Linked DNA regions of Mus musculus: regions 1 and 2 are each linked to region 3. A link is a loop called in an ENCODE intact Hi-C map of the cell type or tissue named here. Cell type or tissue: heart. All regions are shown on one strand. Links, peaks and the distances in the headings refer to the core of each region. The heading gives the core; the rest is flanking DNA. Region 1 overlaps Phf20 (PHD finger protein 20). Region 2 holds the start of Scand1 (SCAN domain-containing 1). Region 3 overlaps Gm14170 (a long non-coding RNA gene).

Region 1 (5,326 bases), core at 1,106-3,605, 92 kb after region 3:
GGGACTCCACATGTGTGAGCAGGTTGAACTGCCACTGGTGCTGAGAGCTCACCAGCCCTTCTCCACCTCTGTCCAGCAGCTTCCTTGCAGGCGTCTCTTCTGGCAAGACATTCTTGGAAATGTACTCTCTCACCTGGGGGGGGGGGGGCATGCAGTGATGTGTACATCATTGGGCAGCCAGCCAGCTTTTCTCCAACTAGTCAGCATTATAACCCTCTGAAAAAGCAGTTGTGCGCCCAACCTCCAGCTGCCACTCACAGTACAGCCTCAGGCCAGCACAGCACCCATGGGGCTCAGGCACCACAGCACCCATGGGCTCAGATGCTTCCTCTGGCTGGCCCAGCGCCCGGCCTGAAGCAGGCCTCTCAGAAGCCCAAGGGCTGCCCAGAGCAGTGCTAGTGATGGTTAGGTTATTAGAGTCAGTTAGTGAGGCCTGGCTGTCTCTAGTGAATATGTGGCCTTGGTGAGGTAGTTCCCCTATCGGCAACAAGGATACAGTTTTCCCAGGTAACATTAGGATGAAACTATGGTGCTGGTATACAGTCAGCTTACCAGGGGGTTCCCTTGATAAGAAAAAGAACTTGGAGATTTTACATTGTGTTTCCACAGGACTGCTAGCCTTTTACTATAGTTTCAGATCTCAAACTTTTATTCATTTATTTAGGATGATAACAATTCATGGTAACATTTAGGGCTTCCTGTGTACAAAGCAATGTCCTGAAAGCTTCCTTGGATCTGATGAGGAAAGCCAAAACCAAAGTGACTGAACCTAGACTTGAAACTAATCTGCTACAAAAAGGCTATCCTCACACCCTAAGTAGACTTCCATAGACACTGGCAAGGACAGAAGCTGCAGGTGCAGACCACACCCTGGGAGCAGAGCTGGGATGCCGCCTCTTGGCAAGACACAGCAGTGCACTTAAGCTGCTGAGGCCAATCAATCCATAGGCTAAAGTGGAAGAAAGTAGGGATGACAGGGGCAGAGACCTGAAACCACACAAGGCCTCTTGCACAGAAGAGAGGCACAGTGGCACTCATGAAGAAGTAAAAATGGAGACTCTGGCATGCTACCTAGCATTCAGAACAGAGTTACTTAATAATGACAGAAACTAAATAACAAACCAAACATAAGGCTAGATCCTGGGGAAAATGCTCAGAGTAGCAAAGACTTTAATGACGGGTCTGGGAAAAAAAATAAAATTTTCTTAAAAACATTGTTATCTAACAACATACTTGACTTAAGTTCATGCTAATAATTTAGCACCTAGGTACAATTACGATGTAAATGATATTAAAGAAAAAAATTTCCTTATAGTTTTTCCAAGTTTGAATCAACTTCTAAGCTTCTCCTCTCTCTGTTCCTGACCCTGCAATTGTGCCATTTTGTGAAATTTCCTGGGACTAAAGGAGGTCCCTTAACTTTGTACACATCTTAACCTTAAAACAAAAACAAACAAAAACCAAAAGCCCTCTCTCTGATGAGCAAGTTTAATATGTCTATGAAGAAATGTCTTCCACAGGAGGTTGGCCCAGGACTCAGCAGCACAGCCATCAAGGAAGGAGTAAGTACAGGCAAACACCTACCTTTGGGGAGCTGGGTTTGGGATCTATGTCGCCTCTGCTCCTGTCTTGGTCGATGGGCCAGCCTAGGCGAGGGGAGAGGGAGTCGTCGCCGTTCTCACAGAGGGGGCTGACTGCAGCATCAAGGGCAGAGCCTCTCGTCTCCACGACCAGCCTCTGCTCCACAGCGGGATAATAGGCGCGAGGTTTCTGGTAGCAATGCTCACTGGTGATGTAAGACTCCTCCACAGATCGGGGCAGGGGCGATGGCTTCTCCACCGCCCCATTCAAAGTTCTATAGCTTGGGGACTCCTCGCTCCTGGCGTCTGTGATGTGGATGTGTCTGGGATGTGCTCTTCCCTCCCCCGAGTGCTGTTTCCAGGGCTGGCACCATAGCTGCAGATCAGGATGCTCTCTGCTTCTGTGGGGATGGCAACAAGAAACAGCGTTGAGAGTAGCAGGTACCACTGCAGAGTTCCTCTCATAAACATTCTCCAGTAAGGGACAGTGGCCTCTACCTGGGATATCTACCCACTTACCACACTGGGATGTGAACCTTCAGTCTCTTAGGAGGCCACTTCCCTAGGCTCCCACTGCAGGCACAGTGGATGCAACTAAACTTGGTTGCTCAACAGCAGCCAGTGAGCTCAGGCTCCTTCTGGCTTCTTTTGGAAACTAGTGTTACTAGTGGAAACTGTCAGCTACCAGCTCTGACTTTAAAGGTGCCTCACGCCACGCCTGATACATCACGCCACGTCTGATGCTCAGAACCACATGATAGAAGAGAACCAATTACCAAAAGATGTTCTTCTAACCTGCACACATATGCCGGGGCACATGCACTCATAAATACAACACAGTAAAAGCAAATTTGGTTTACTAACAAAAACCTAAACTCAATCAACTGCCAAAGTAACCCTGGCATGTGACAGCACTGATAATCACCCTGGCATGTGACAGCACTGATAATCACCAATTATCAACCAATTATCAACCACTAAAGTGCAGTAGTGCTGGGGTGAGTATGGATGGCCATTAATCATATTTTTTTTTCTTTCTTTCTTTTCCCGAGACAGGGCTTCTCTGTGTAGTCCTGGCTGTCCTGAACTCACTTTGTAGACCAGGCTGGCCTTGAACTCAGAGATCCACCTGCCTCTGACCCCAAGTGCTGGGATTAAAGGTGTGCACCACCACGCCCAGCATTTCTTTAAATAAAAAAATTACATTCTATTTTCAGCATTCCAAAGAAAAAAGTGGCCAGGGTCAGTAAAGGGTAGAGATGCCATCACACAGGAGGACAGGCTCCTCTCTGCATCTGATGCAGGAGGACTGCATGAGTGTCTGCACAAAACACTGTGAAGGACGCCACAGTCCCCTGGAACCATTGCTCCTGGACTTCTAACCCAACAGAGTCATTACACTCATCTATTCCATCTTACACAATTATAAAATTGGAAAACAAGAGAAAATATTTCAGTTTACTGTTCTAGGTGGGAACAAGTGCATGGAAAGTATGTGGAGGTGTGTGTGTGTGTGTGTGTGTGTGTGTGTGTTGGGCATGGCTGTGTATATATGTATACATGTGCTAGGAACTGAACCCAGGGCTTTGAGCACACTAAGCAAGCATTTACTTACTCTCTCAGCCCCAAATTAACTATCTGTCTGCCTGTCTGTCTATCTATCTATCTAAATGTATCATCATTTTTAAGATTTATTTTATTTTTAAATTATATGTCTGTGCCCAGCATTTGTATGTGGCACACAAAAATGTAAAACTGAGGAGGTCAGAAGAGGCCTGGAGTTGGGGAGTTACTAGCAGTTGTGAGCTGTACAAAATAGGTGCTAGGAGCCACACATGGATCCTCTCCAGGAGTCATGCACACTCTGGGCTGTCTCCCCAGCTTGCTTCCTGGAGCAGAATTTGAATGCACACACACACTTTTTAAACTAAAAAGTGACTCACTTCACCTTTCAGTTCTCACCTGCTCACCTTTCATTTCACAAGTACGGAGAACTTCTCTTACAACCTTTGATCACTACAAGGAAGAAAGAGAAAGGTGGCGGCAGAGGGAGAGAAAAGGGTGATAGTGAACGGTGGCTGGGGAGCACAGTGAGTGCAGTGGGGTGACAGTGTCCCCAGAGCCCAGGTGGAAACAAGTGGCTACACAAATCCAGCTCCAGAAGGCCCAGAACCTCTGGATGAGCAAAGCTCTGACAGCGACAAGTAGGTGTTAACAACGGCTCGCCCAGAAGAATTTTTAAAACTTTTATTTTTAAGGGGGCAGAGGGTAGCTCAGCTGTTGGGCATGGCTGTGTATATATGTATCACTTGGCTGTTCTTCCAAAGGATATAGGTTTAACCCACATGGCAGCTCACAACTGTCTGTAATTCTAGTTCCCGGGATTCAGCACCTTCAGAGACGAGACAGAGATGTAGGCAAAAGCACCAATGCACATAAAATAAAATCAATAAATCATTTCTTAAAAAGTATGTGTGTACATGTGTATGCATTGATGCTCTCAGAGACCACCCATTGCATCTCTTAGAGCTGGGGTTATAACCATCTGGTTTTAAGTTGGCCAATGCTGGTACTGGAAACGGAACACAGACCCTCTGGAAGAGCAGCAAGAGCTCTTAACTGCTGAGCCACCTGCCAGTCCCTCTGGCAGCAGATTCAAGCTTCTTTGCCTATTAATCATGAGAGTTTAGGATGAAAGAATAAGCAAAATGTGAAATGCAAATACTAGACATTTTGCTTTAAAAAGGAAGGAAGTCGGGGGCTGGTGAGATGGCTCAGTGGGTAAGAGCACCCGACTGCTCTTCCGAAGGTCCGAAGTTCAAATCCCAGCAACCACATGGTGGCTCACAACCATCTGTAATGAGATCTGATGCCCTCTTCTGGTGCATCTGAAGACAGCTACAGTGTACTTACATATAATAAATAAATAAATAAATGAATAAATCTTAAAAAAAAATGATTTAAAAAAAAAAAAAAAAAAGGAAGGAAGTCCTAATACAATATAGAAGAACCTTGACGGTATTACACCAAGTGAAATAAACCATGGGTAAGTACTGCATGGTTTCTCCCGAAGTATCTAGAAGTGGAATTCATAAGGACAGAAAACAGAATGATGTCGCTGGGCTGAGGAGATGGGACATCTGGAGATTACTTAATGCACCGAGAAATCAGTCTTGTAGGATGAAAAGAGTTCTGGAGACTGGCTGCATGCCTGTGTAATGATTTTCACAATACAGAAATGTACAGAAAAATGGCTAGATACAAAACAGACATGGCGTTCAATCCTGTAATCCCAACTATGGCGGAGGCCAAAGCAAGACCATTGCTTGAGCTCAGGAATTCAAGACCAGACTGGTCGAATTAAGAGCTAGGTGCTGCATGCCTTTAATCCCAGCACTCAGAAGGCAAAAGGATCTCTGTGAGTTCAAGGCTAACCTGGTCTACATATCTAGTTTCAGGACAGCCAGTACTAAATAAAGATACCCTATTATAAAAAGAAAAAATAAATAGATATAAATAGAAAGGTTCAGATGGCAAATTTGGTATTTGGCATTATGTATATTTTACCACAATTTAAAAAGCCCTCACTATAAATGTAAAAAAAAAACAAAAAAAAACAAAAAAAAAACTCACTGGGCGTGGTGGCTCACGCCTTTAATCTCAGCACTTGGGAGGCAGAGGCAGGCGGATTTCTGAGTTCGTGGCCAGCCTGGTCTACAGAGTGAGTTCCAGGACAGCCAGGGCTA
Region 2 (5,326 bases), core at 1,050-3,549, 82 kb after region 3:
TTTAATCCAGCAACATGGCTGCTCCAGCGAGGGATCACATCCAAAGGCCTTCTAGGTCTATGTGATCCGGCTGGAATGACATTCCTTTAATCCCTTAGTACATACCTTAATCTCTTAACAATGATGGTAAGGAAGGTTAGTTTATAGAAGGAAGCAGGTTGGTCTGAAAGTGACATCTAAAATTAAGGGGCAGACAAAGTGTTGAATCAGAGAAAGATTTGACAGGATGAGTCAGAGATTGGACATGCCCAACTCACAGGAGAGCAGCACTGGAAAAGAGACTACTTAAGAGCAGAGAGGGAAAAAAAGGTGTGGTGGTGTGTTGGGTTTTTGGCAGTTTAACAGGACAGTTTGACAGACATAGGTGAAGACAGAATGAGCCAGAAGATTAGAACAGAGTGCCAAGAGCCGGGTGTGGTGGCTCACGCCTTTAATCCCAGCACTTGGGAGGCAGAGGCAGGTGGATTTCTGAGTTCAAGGCCAGCCTGGTCTACAGAGTGTGTTCCAGGACAACCAGGGCTATACAGAGAAACCCTGTCTCAAGAAAAGAAGAAGAAGGAGGAGGAGGAGGAGGAGGAGGAGGAGGGGAGAGGGGGAGGAGGGGGAGGAGGAAGAGGAGGAGGAGGAAGAGGAGGGGGAGGGGGAGGAGGAGGAGGAGGAGGGGGAGGAGGAGAGTGCCAAAGTTAGTATGAGGCCAAGCAGAGCAATTCAGTCAGAAGCCAAGAGAAGCTGAATGAACCCGGTCATTCTGGAAGACTTAGTTGTCCGGAGGAGGATAGAAGCCTAGAACTTCGTGGGCTGCCCAGAGCTGTGGACTCACAATGCTTGGGTACCACGCTCATCTCATCCCATCATCCCAAGCATCCTTACCAACCGCTCCATCTCCCTAGCTCTGAAAGCTCTGTCTTTTCCAGAGCTTGATTTACTCCACCTGACAACTGTGAGGCAGGCACTATTTATTGCTGGGGGTGTTAAAGCAAAGAAAAGATGTTTCCTGACACCTGATTCCGACACTCTAGACAGCAGCTAGTCAACAAAGATATACTATAAACTGTATGTGTAATTTAAAAATTTCAAAGTAGTTGTATTTTAAAAGTAAAAAGACACAGGTAAAATTTAATAATATAGTTTATTTGACCCCCATATATACAAAATTACATAACATACTCAAATATGTAATAAATACAAAATATTTTTCTTTTCCTACAGACACATGCGTAATTCTACATTTTAATACATCTCAATTTCGGGGTATTTACCTTTCAAAGATTCAGTAAATACAAGAAGCTAATGGCCACCATCTGGGACATCGTTAATTACAGTTTACTTATTAAACTTTTTTCAAAGATGTATTTACTTATTTTATGTATTCACCGCTGTTCTTTTCAGACACACCAGAAGAGGGCATCAGAGCCCATTGTAGATGTAAGCCACCATGTGGTTGCTGGGAATTGAACTCAGGACCTCTGGAAGAGGAGTCAGTGCTCTTAACTACTGAGCCATCTCTCCAGCCCCCCACTTATTAATCTTAAAGTTAAAGTAGTACCCACTGAATCTCTTTCTCTTGGTTTTCGAGGACAAGCAAAAACAATGACAAAGAAGCCCTGAGCACTTGTTTGGGGGCAGGAAAGTCTGAAGACTCTTGCCCAAATACTTTGTCCTTCTCAAAATAAAGTGAAATCAATTGCACCTATGCAGGCGACAGTATATGTGTGTGTGTGTGTGTGTGTGTGTGTGTGTGTGTGTGTGTGTGTGTGTGTGTTTAATGAGATTCTCAGCTCAATTTATAGCTCAGGAGGTGTCCTTTAGCTCTAGGATTACGGGCTTGAGAGATCTTTTTAAAAGTAATTGGAGCCCCTGTCCCGCTGTCCCACCCAGGGCATCCGCCCAAGCTCCGACAATCCCCTAGCCAACCATCACCCTCCTTTACCCAGGACTGTCAGCGCTACCCCCAGATCCTGCCTGGTCAAGTAGGGACCAGCATCTACCCTAGGAGGCGCAGGTCACCTGCACGCCAGGGCGGTCCTTCGGTTGGGGTGTCTCCGCCTTTATCTCCTTAATCGAGGCCGGACTCTCCTTGTCTTCCTCTGATCTGGAATCCGATCCCGACTCAGATTTCGACTCTGTCGTGTCCGACTTGTCCGCCGGCTCCAATGGGGACCTTGCAGTGCCGCCATCCTTAGTGTCAGTAGAGCTGATGTCTACGGACTTCCCCAGATCAAACTTCACGTGACTGGTAGAGGAGGCGGCTTCCGGATTCGCGGATCGGTTCATTTCCGGCCACCGAGGAGCTTCGCGGGTCGAGGTAAGCTGGGCTTGCCCGCAGCCTGTCCTGAGTCCGCGTCCCGCTGGGGTGCCCGGGCCCTGCCCTTCAGCGGCCCTCTGTTACCTCCTTCCGGTGCAGACGCAGGCGAGGCGCCGGACTGCGAAACAAAGGGGGACGCCAACAGCCGTAGTCATGGCGGCGCCGCAGCCCAGCCAGGACCCCCAAAGCCCCGCGGCGCCTCCCGAGCAGCAGGAAGGAGCCGGCGACTGTGCGGCCCCGTCGCCCGATTCCGGGAGCTCCCCGGCCCCGGAGCTCCCCGGCGCGCCCGCAGCTTTGAACACGGCGCCCTACGCTGACGCCGCCCTGCGGCCCGGAGCCTCTCGGCCCGGCCCCGAGACCTTTCGCCAGCGCTTCCGGCAGTTTCGCTACCAGGACGCGGCCGGGCCCCGGGAAGCCTTCCGGCAGCTGCGGGAGCTGTCCCGCCAGTGGCTGCGGCCGGACATCCGCACCAAGGAGCAGATCGTGGAGATGCTGGTGCAGGAGCAGCTGCAGGCCATTCTACCGGAGGCGGCCCGGGCTCGGCGGCTGCGGCGCCGCGCGGACGTGCGCATCACCGGCTGAGCGGCGGAGCCTGGGGCTCCCTGGACTGACACCCTACCCCTGAGTTAATAAAAGTTGAATTTTGACAGCTCCCATGTCTGCTGTGTCTTGCGTTCGTTCTTTATTTATTGGGTTTATTTTACGAACTTGTTGCCCACCTTTCCAGCTGATAGCTAGAGGATTCTGGGAACCTGTAAGATTAAGGCTTTTGATTAGCTATTCCTGGACCACTGCATTTGCGCGAAGCTGTGCCCTTAGGCAGGAAATCTACCTAGATCTAGACCACATTCAGTTTTTCTAAACCTGCATGAGTTTTGTTTTGCAAAAGGCCATGTTAATGAGGTTTCAGTTTTCTAGCCTTCTATTCTCCCCTCTGCCTCACACTATCTAGTATCCGAGCTTCAGCAGATGGCAGTACACAGCGGTTTCGAAGCTGAGCAGTAAAATAACTGGCCCTATTAAATGCTTTATTTAGTTGGTTGTTGTGACTCATACTTTAAACCTCAGCACTCAGGAAGCAGAGGCAGGAGGGTCTCTGAGGCCAGCCTGGTTTTTACATAGTGTGTTCCAGCCAGGGCTATGTAGACCCTCTCAAAAACAAACTCAAGCAACAGAACTGATATTGCCAAGGAAAGCGAACTCTCGTTTCACTTTATGCTTAAAGATCAGTAACTGGAATCAGTACAACTGGACAACAGTGTTTTCCCAGTAATCTTGTTGGAAATAGCCTCTTCTTCCAACGGTTACCTGGTAAGTTTTTTTTTTGAAAACAGCTTTTCTCAGTTTTTCTTTTGAGAAGTTGATGTGTACTTTACATAATTTCCACTTAACTTCTCCATCTCATATGACCTCTACTTTCACATTTGTTAGACACACACACAGAGTATCCAGTGTCCTGTGACAGGGACTGAGAAGGCTCGGCATGTTTCCTTGCCTTAACCTATATGGGTCAGGGCCTCCTGTCTTTCTATATACACGTGTTGGTCATTTGAGAAATGTTTTGCATAAAACTATTTAGCGTTCATGACCTTAAAAACAAACCAATGGCCATGACGGAAATGTGTATCATGAAAAGACGCCTCGGACTTCGGACTCCTTGACACCGATGCCCATTCCTCTCCTTTATCAGCCTCTCATGAACTTCCTCTGTGAGAGAACTCCCTGGAGTGAGGCACACTTGTGAGCAAGACTTCCCTCTCTGCCCCATTTTTTAAACCAATGAGTAAACTCCTCAATCTCCAATGTTCCACCTGCTCAATGGTTTCCCCCGGGATGAGCCTGGAATGCATGAGTAATACGAACTTACTGTGAGGCTCCTGTTTGAATTTTGCAATGAAATGAAGACAACCAGTTTTGAGGATTCTGCCCAGGCATGGGTGTTAGTTGAGGGGTAGTTCAGGTCTATAGGAAGCCTGGGTTTGTTGAACGCAGTAGGTAAGTCTCAGTCTAGGGAAACAGCCTGTCCTGCCTTGCACTGTGTCCAGCAACCAAAAATGCAGTAAACCTGCAGCTTCCACTGCAATGTGTGAGCCACACTTGAACTCAGGACCTTCAGAAGAGCAGTCAGTGCTCTTAACCGCTGAGCCATCTCTCCAGCCCCCGGCACTTTATTTTTTAAGACAGGGTTTCTCTATGTAGCCCTGGCTGTCTCCGAACTCGCTCTGTAGACCAGGCTGGCCTCAAGCTCACCATAATGCATAAAACATTTAATCCTTGCTGGGTTATGGTGGTATACTCGGAGACCAAGACAGGATCATTTTAAGTTTGAAGCCCAACTTTGGGTTGCATAAGCTCAAGGCCAGCCTGGACTACATTGCAAGACTTTGTTTAAAGAACAACCAGGTGTGGTGGTACAGGACTTTAAAACCAGCACTTGGAACAGAGACGGGATTTCTGGGAGTTCTAGGCCAGTCAGGGCTATATAGTGAGACTAAACTAAACCAACAAAGCCCACAACCTTTTATACTTCAGTAATGTGACTGACACATAGCAACAAGAACCTGTTTTTATTTTTCCAGATACAGAAGTTTGCATGTTTTGCAAATATTGCTTGAAAGCAACACTCATATGTACAGTGCCTTCTGTCTAATAGCGTGTAAACACAGATACGTATCCACAGTGCAATGTTGGCTCAGCCAGGATCCACCTTGCATACATACTAAAGAATGACTGATCAAACCAGAACTGTTTTGTCAAGGTGACTTTCTATAGGTGGATAGGTTTTTTTAACAGACAGAACATAGGTAGTGCACATCTTTCTAAATGATAACATTGTTTGCAACAGATTCCAGTGCTCCAACTTAGGGGTGAATTCACTTTGACCCAGGAACTGGGAGTGGAGCCCCTCAACATGGCTTTAAGTTAGGGAAGAACTGAGGTTATCAGAATATGGGGTTTCTGCTTTGTTTCCCTAAAAACAAGTAATAATGAAACCAGATTATGTCCTTTACAAAACCTAAA
Region 3 (5,326 bases), core at 1,399-3,898:
CATGTGAGACAGAATCTTGAAGACTCCATCTGTGAACCAGAAGTCAAATCCTCACAAGATACCAAATCTACTGACTCCCTGATCCCAGACACCTGGGCTTCTAGAACTGTAAGGAGTAGGTTTCTACTGTTGCATGGGGGGTGTCATTTGTTTGTTTGGGGGCAGGGTCTCTCTACATAGCCCTGGCTGTCCTGGAACTCTTCATGTAGACCAGGCTGGTATACACCCTATAGAGATCCACCAGGTCTGTCTCCCAAGTGCTGGGATTAAGTCATATGCCATCATGCCTGGCCAAATTCCAGTGATTATAAGACACAGAATTTAAAAAAACAATAATAAAATTTAAAAAATAAATAAAAGACACAGAATTGATGATATTTGCTCATAACAGCCTAAAGGGACTAAAACACTGTGGCACATAGGCATGGAAGACACTGTTGAGCTGGTTTGGGGGATGATGGAAGCTGGAGAAATTCTGGGCTAGAACAGATTAGACTCCTAAACTCAAGCAGTGATCTAGTGAGGGTTATGATCAGGTTGTTGGCGGACACCTCCACACAACTGCCAATCAGATCTGCCTGGGTGCAGATCTGTTGATAAGGAGGTGGGTATTGCATGTCTAGGCCCAGGGAAGGCTTCACTGTTTCTTTCTCTGGCAAGATGTGTGGGTGGCTTGACGCTCAGCACTCTTTCCTGCTAATGAGCTTAGAGCTTTTGCCCTAATAAACACTACTGTGTGTCACAGGGCTGACATGTGATGGCTTCCAAGGAGAAGTGTTAGCAACATTCACTACATTTGTTTGGTACCTTTTCTCCCATGTTATCCTTAATGTGAGATAGCCACAAGGACAGGGTGGATAGAACTGGCTCACCTTTGACCTCAGATTCTTGTTTAGAGTTTCTGGACTTACGCACCCCAGCCTTGATATTCAGAATTGAACGGCACCATTTAGATTTAGCCCAGAAGCTGCCTCCCAATTGAGCAGAATTCTGCATCCCATTATCTCTAGCCTGGCCCAAGATAGAAAGTCCTTCAAAGGCTTTTCTTAGCTTGCCTGCTCCGAGTCTAAGCTGTGAGTTTCTGTGTGCAAGTGTCTGCTCAGGCCTTAGAATCTTCTGTAGTGCTCCAGGGAGTTCTGGGGTCAGGTGACCTGGATTAAACTACAGGCTTTTCCTGAGAACTAGACAGATTACATAGCCCCCTATCTGTAAGGAGAGTAATACAACATACCTCACAGGATTGCTTTGCAAATCAAGTAAGACAACAAAAATAAAGTCTTCAGTTATTAAGGTGCCTGGCCCAGAGTACATGCCCAATGAATACATCTGCATATGAAGCCCTGCTGGGTGTGTGTTAGCACAAGCCCGGCACTTGGGAGACAGCCTCGAGTAGATCTCTGTGAGTTCAAAGTCGGTCTGGTTTACATAGTGAGTTCCTGGCTAGCCAGGACAATATAGTGATGAGATCCTGTCTAAAAGAATCAACAAAGTGGCTGGAGAGATGGCTTAACAATTAAGGCTGTTCTTTAAGAGGACCCAGGTTTAATTTCCAGCACCTACATGGCAGCTCCTGTCTGTAACTCCTGTTCCAGGGGATACAACACCCTCACACAGACGTGCATGCAGGTAAAACACCAATGCATATAAAGTGCATAAAAATAAATTGTTTAAGAAATCATCACTGAAAGAAAGCGGGAAATGTGTATCACTGCTGTCTCTGGGTGCCAGGAATACCAGCTAGCTTGGCTGTGGGGGAAGCCAGAGTGCAGTAAAGGGACCACAATGGCTGATTCCTTGATATGTCACTGTGCCCACTTATCCGCCCAGCCCTCCTTCATGTCTGAAACCCTCCCCCATGGGATCACTCCTGCTCTGCAGGTGCTAAGTCTGGCAGGCACTTCTTTTGCAATGCTAGAGACCTTTGCTTCAGTTTTCTAGCCCTCCAGTCATTCCCCTGTCTCAGGCCCTTGGTCATCTACCGTAGACAAGAGTCTGTGGTCTTCTTGCAGCTTCTCATCAGAAAGGCCTTTCTGACTGGGATCCTGTGTGTGTTTACATCAAGAGTCGTAAGCTTAGGCTAGAGGTGGCTCAGTGGCAGAGCAAATCCTAAGCATGCCCATGGCTGTGGGCTCCACCCTCAGCACAGTTGTCAGGGAGGGCTATACTTACTATAGAGCTCATCATTCTCAACATACACGTTTTTTTCTTTCCTTACTAAATAGAAAAGTTCATCTTTTTCACTGAAGGAAGCACTTCATAGCTTTTTTTGTGATGTCCAATTTGCTAAAACCACTATAGCATTGTACTTTGGAACCATAATTAAATAAAAAATGATTTTATGACATTTTATTCTGTCTTTTTTTAAAAATTTGTTTATTTTATGTATGAGTGCTCTATCTGCATGTACACCTGTATGCCAGAAGAGGGCATCAGATCCCATTTATAGATGGTTGTGAGCCACCCTGTGGTAGCTGGGGATTGAACTCAAGACCTTTGGAAGAACAGACAGTGCTCTTAACTGCTGAGCCATCTCTCCAGCCCACATGTGTGTTTGTGTTTTCGTGCGTGTGCGTATGTGAGTGTGCGTTTTAACAGAAGCTAAAGGGGCTTTGGATTCCTTATAGTTACAGGCATCTTGTGCTTCCTGATGTAGGTGCTGGGATCCAAACTCTAGTCCACTGATAGAGCAAGCACTAACTGCTGAGCCATCTCTCCAGGCCCAAGGATAGTGTTGCCATTGGCATGTTTTGTGGGGCAGAAGAGTGCTTATTACACAGCCTTGGCCAACCTGGAACTTGCTGTGTGGTTTGATCATAGTCAGTCGGATAACTGAGAGAGTGACTAACTGACCAGTGAGTGGAAGCAGTAAACAACAGCACACATTACATCCTGGAAGGATGGTATGGGGCATCATGGACTATGGGCAATGTAAAACGTACACAGTGACTATTTGGGAAATTATCCACTTAGTGTTTCTGGGAAGCAGTTCACCTCTGGGTAGCTGAAACGAAAAAGGGAACCCAGGGTCAGGAGAACTACTGTATACCATACGTCACCATCTGCTGTAAGGGCTCTCATCTCTGACCTTGTCCCTGATTCCGCTGACTTTCATGGCACATCTCAAAGCCCTTCAGTGGCTCTCATTTCTGTCTTGTATTCATTGACCAGATCCAACCCTCCTCTCTTCCCTGGCCTTAGCTCTTTGTGGAGCAGGTAAGGCCTATGTGGTCCATTTCATAGCCTGTTAACTGTTTGCTGTTCTCTTCTGTTAGGGAGGCTCTTTACACACACTCTGTGAGACTATGTTATCCCTTGCCTCCTTCAAGACTTTGTTCCAGGGGACTGGAGAGATGGCTCAGCTCAGCTGTCTATAATTCCAGTTCCAGGGCATCTAAAACTTTTACACAGACACAGATAGACAGAAACAGACAGGCAGGCAGACAGACAGACACACGCACACACACACACACCACCGTGGACAGAAACTGTGAGAGGGGTGATGTGGGGGGAGGGGTCCGATTTGCCTTCTTAGCCTCATGGAATAATAAATTCTATGGGGTTGTATTTGAGTAGATAAGAGGCAAGCAGTTCACTATCTTACTAGGTAATTAGTTTATAACACCACTTCTAGTGAGACTAGTGTAGTACTTCAGGCCCTTAGGCGTTTGCCTATAATTATTTTTATAATGTATCACAAATTGCTGGGACTGCTAGTGTGGGCTTTTTCTTTTTTTCTTTTTCACTTTTGGCCTTTTATTCTCCCCTTGGCCTTCTAGTCTCTACAAAAGATGTAAAGAGACTTAAAGAAAAAAAGACCCCCGCCCCCAACCCCAGGCTCCCCCCCCCCCCCCCCCCCCCCGCTCCCGGCCGGAACCTTGCAGTTGGGGAAACGTTAGCTCTCCGGTGGTGTTTTTGCGGGCTTCCGGTGCCGCTCCAGCCTGGGCGAGAAGAATTGCCAAGTCAGTTCCGGCAGAGAGCGCAGCGAGCTCGGGAGTGTGGCCTTCTTCGCCCCGGGCCCCTCACGGCCTCGGCCCGCGCCGGGTGAGCCCGAGGGGCCCGGGAGCAGCCTCGGTCCCTACTCTGCGGACGCCAGGAGCCCTCGCCCTCGAGGCAGCCACCGGCTAGGCCACGCGGCCATTCCGCAGCGACTCTTGCCCTGCCAACGATGCGCCTGCATGGCGGCGGCCTCCCCGACTCCACCGGCGCCCTCTCTCCAGGGCCGGGCCCACCGAGGAGTCCCAGCCAGGCCTTCGAGGACGCCTCGAAAGTGGCGGCGAGCGTGGCATGACGGGAAGAATGGCATCCACCTGAAGGCCAAGGCTGGGCCTTCGGGGCTTCTGCGGCCTAAGGCGGCGGGTCTGAGCAAGAACACTCTGCCATCGCCGGCTCGGGACGGGAGGCCCACCCGTGGCCGAGCACGCAGACCTGGATGAACCGAGGCCTCGATGGGCCTGGACGAAGGTGAGCGGGGCCCCGAATCACGGCGAGAGGAACGATCGATTCTTGGGCCGCGGGTCTTCCCTCCACCCGAGAGAAGCCGAGACGCGACAACCGCAGGCGGCCATTCGGAAACGCTGTCGCCGTAGAAGTCCTGTGTATATAATATGAAAAAGCTGCTCTCAACCTTTCCCCCGACCCTTTTTAGACTTCTGGCTAAATCTGGACGTCTAACTGTAGAGATTGCCGACGCAGGGTAAAGGAGAGGTAGGAGATGACGTGAATACCCAGTCGCCATAAAAAGAAGATCGTGGACACGTCTTCTGCAAGTGATTTTGAAATGGAATTGTTTAGGCCGCCTCTAGAAAGACCCAGGAGCGACACTCGTCCCTGTTTGTTCAGTACCTTAGAGGATCCAGCAGGAGGAAGAAGAGGCCCGGAGCCAGATTGGTCGTGTGAAGAAGACGTGTCTCTCTTTTTTATCCTATTGTATTGTGTATGCATTTTAGTCCTCATTTCTTACCCCCCACACCATGTTTGCGTGTGTGCCTGTGTGTGTGTATTTGAGTGTGTTTGAAAATGCCAGGTTTTGGGGGTAATGTCTTTCTAGCTGCTCTGAAGTGCCTGCCATATTTTATAAGTAGTAAACATGCTGTAAATACCTTTTTGTTAGGATTCATTTGAATTATTGTTTGGAGAAGAAAAGCCAAACCTCTCCTGAGTTGACCGCATTGTGTTTGTGCCCTGGTTCCCAGAAGGAAATCCAGAGCTCTAAGCTACTGTGGTCCGTGAGTGGAAAGGAACCACTATCTCCCACTATCCCATTTTGTTTGGCTTTTCTTTGTACATAGTGTATGTAAAGGACAAAGGGGTCCTAATTTACAACATC

Evidence for each region. A loop is a pair of places that touch in the nucleus more often than their neighbours do. Peaks named below come from ENCODE experiments on the same cell type or tissue, not always from the same donor. Only the 100,000 strongest peaks of a DNase experiment are listed, where the experiment ranks them.
Region 1: a loop joins it to region 3, with 2.3 times the contacts of the local background. A loop is called at or near these places in 8 of 42 quality-filtered maps.
Region 2: a loop joins it to region 3, with 5 times the contacts of the local background. A loop is called at or near these places in 7 of 42 quality-filtered maps.

What each region holds. Positions count from the first base shown.
Region 1 is chr2:156,299,438-156,304,763 of GRCm38, reverse strand. Phf20 (PHD finger protein 20) reads right to left here. Exons shown (of 18, transcript NM_172674.2): 16 at 1,585-1,981; 17 at 1-133. Among named protein-coding and RNA genes, the nearest start is that of Cnbd2, 10 kb to the left of the region's middle. In heart, for the core only: no CTCF peak of the experiment used is centred there; no DNase peak of the experiment used is centred there.
Region 2 is chr2:156,309,481-156,314,806 of GRCm38, reverse strand. Scand1 (SCAN domain-containing 1) reads left to right here and starts at 2,103. Exons shown (of 2, transcript NM_020255.3): 1 at 2,103-2,305; 2 at 2,405-2,961. The coding sequence starts at 2,459. The coding sequence ends at 2,887. Cnbd2 (cyclic nucleotide binding domain containing 2) reads right to left here and starts at 2,334. Exons shown (of 13, transcript NM_027585.2): 1 at 2,008-2,334. The coding sequence starts at 2,274. It overlaps Phf20 (PHD finger protein 20), which reads right to left. Exons shown (of 18, transcript NM_172674.2): 18 at 4,854-5,326. In heart, for the core only: CTCF peaks have their summits at 1,368 (motif pointing right), 2,000 and 2,655; DNase peaks (open chromatin) are centred at 2,256 and 2,706; H3K4me3 peaks cover 2,163 bases; H3K27ac peaks cover 1,950 bases.
Region 3 is chr2:156,391,598-156,396,923 of GRCm38, reverse strand. All of the region lies in intron 2 of Gm14170 (a long non-coding RNA gene), which reads left to right. It overlaps Norad (non-coding RNA activated by DNA damage), which reads left to right and starts at 3,945. Exons shown (of 1, transcript NR_024329.1): 1 at 3,945-5,326. In heart, for the core only: a CTCF peak has its summit at 2,423 (motif pointing right); no DNase peak of the experiment used is centred there; H3K4me3 peaks cover 598 bases; H3K27ac peaks cover 882 bases.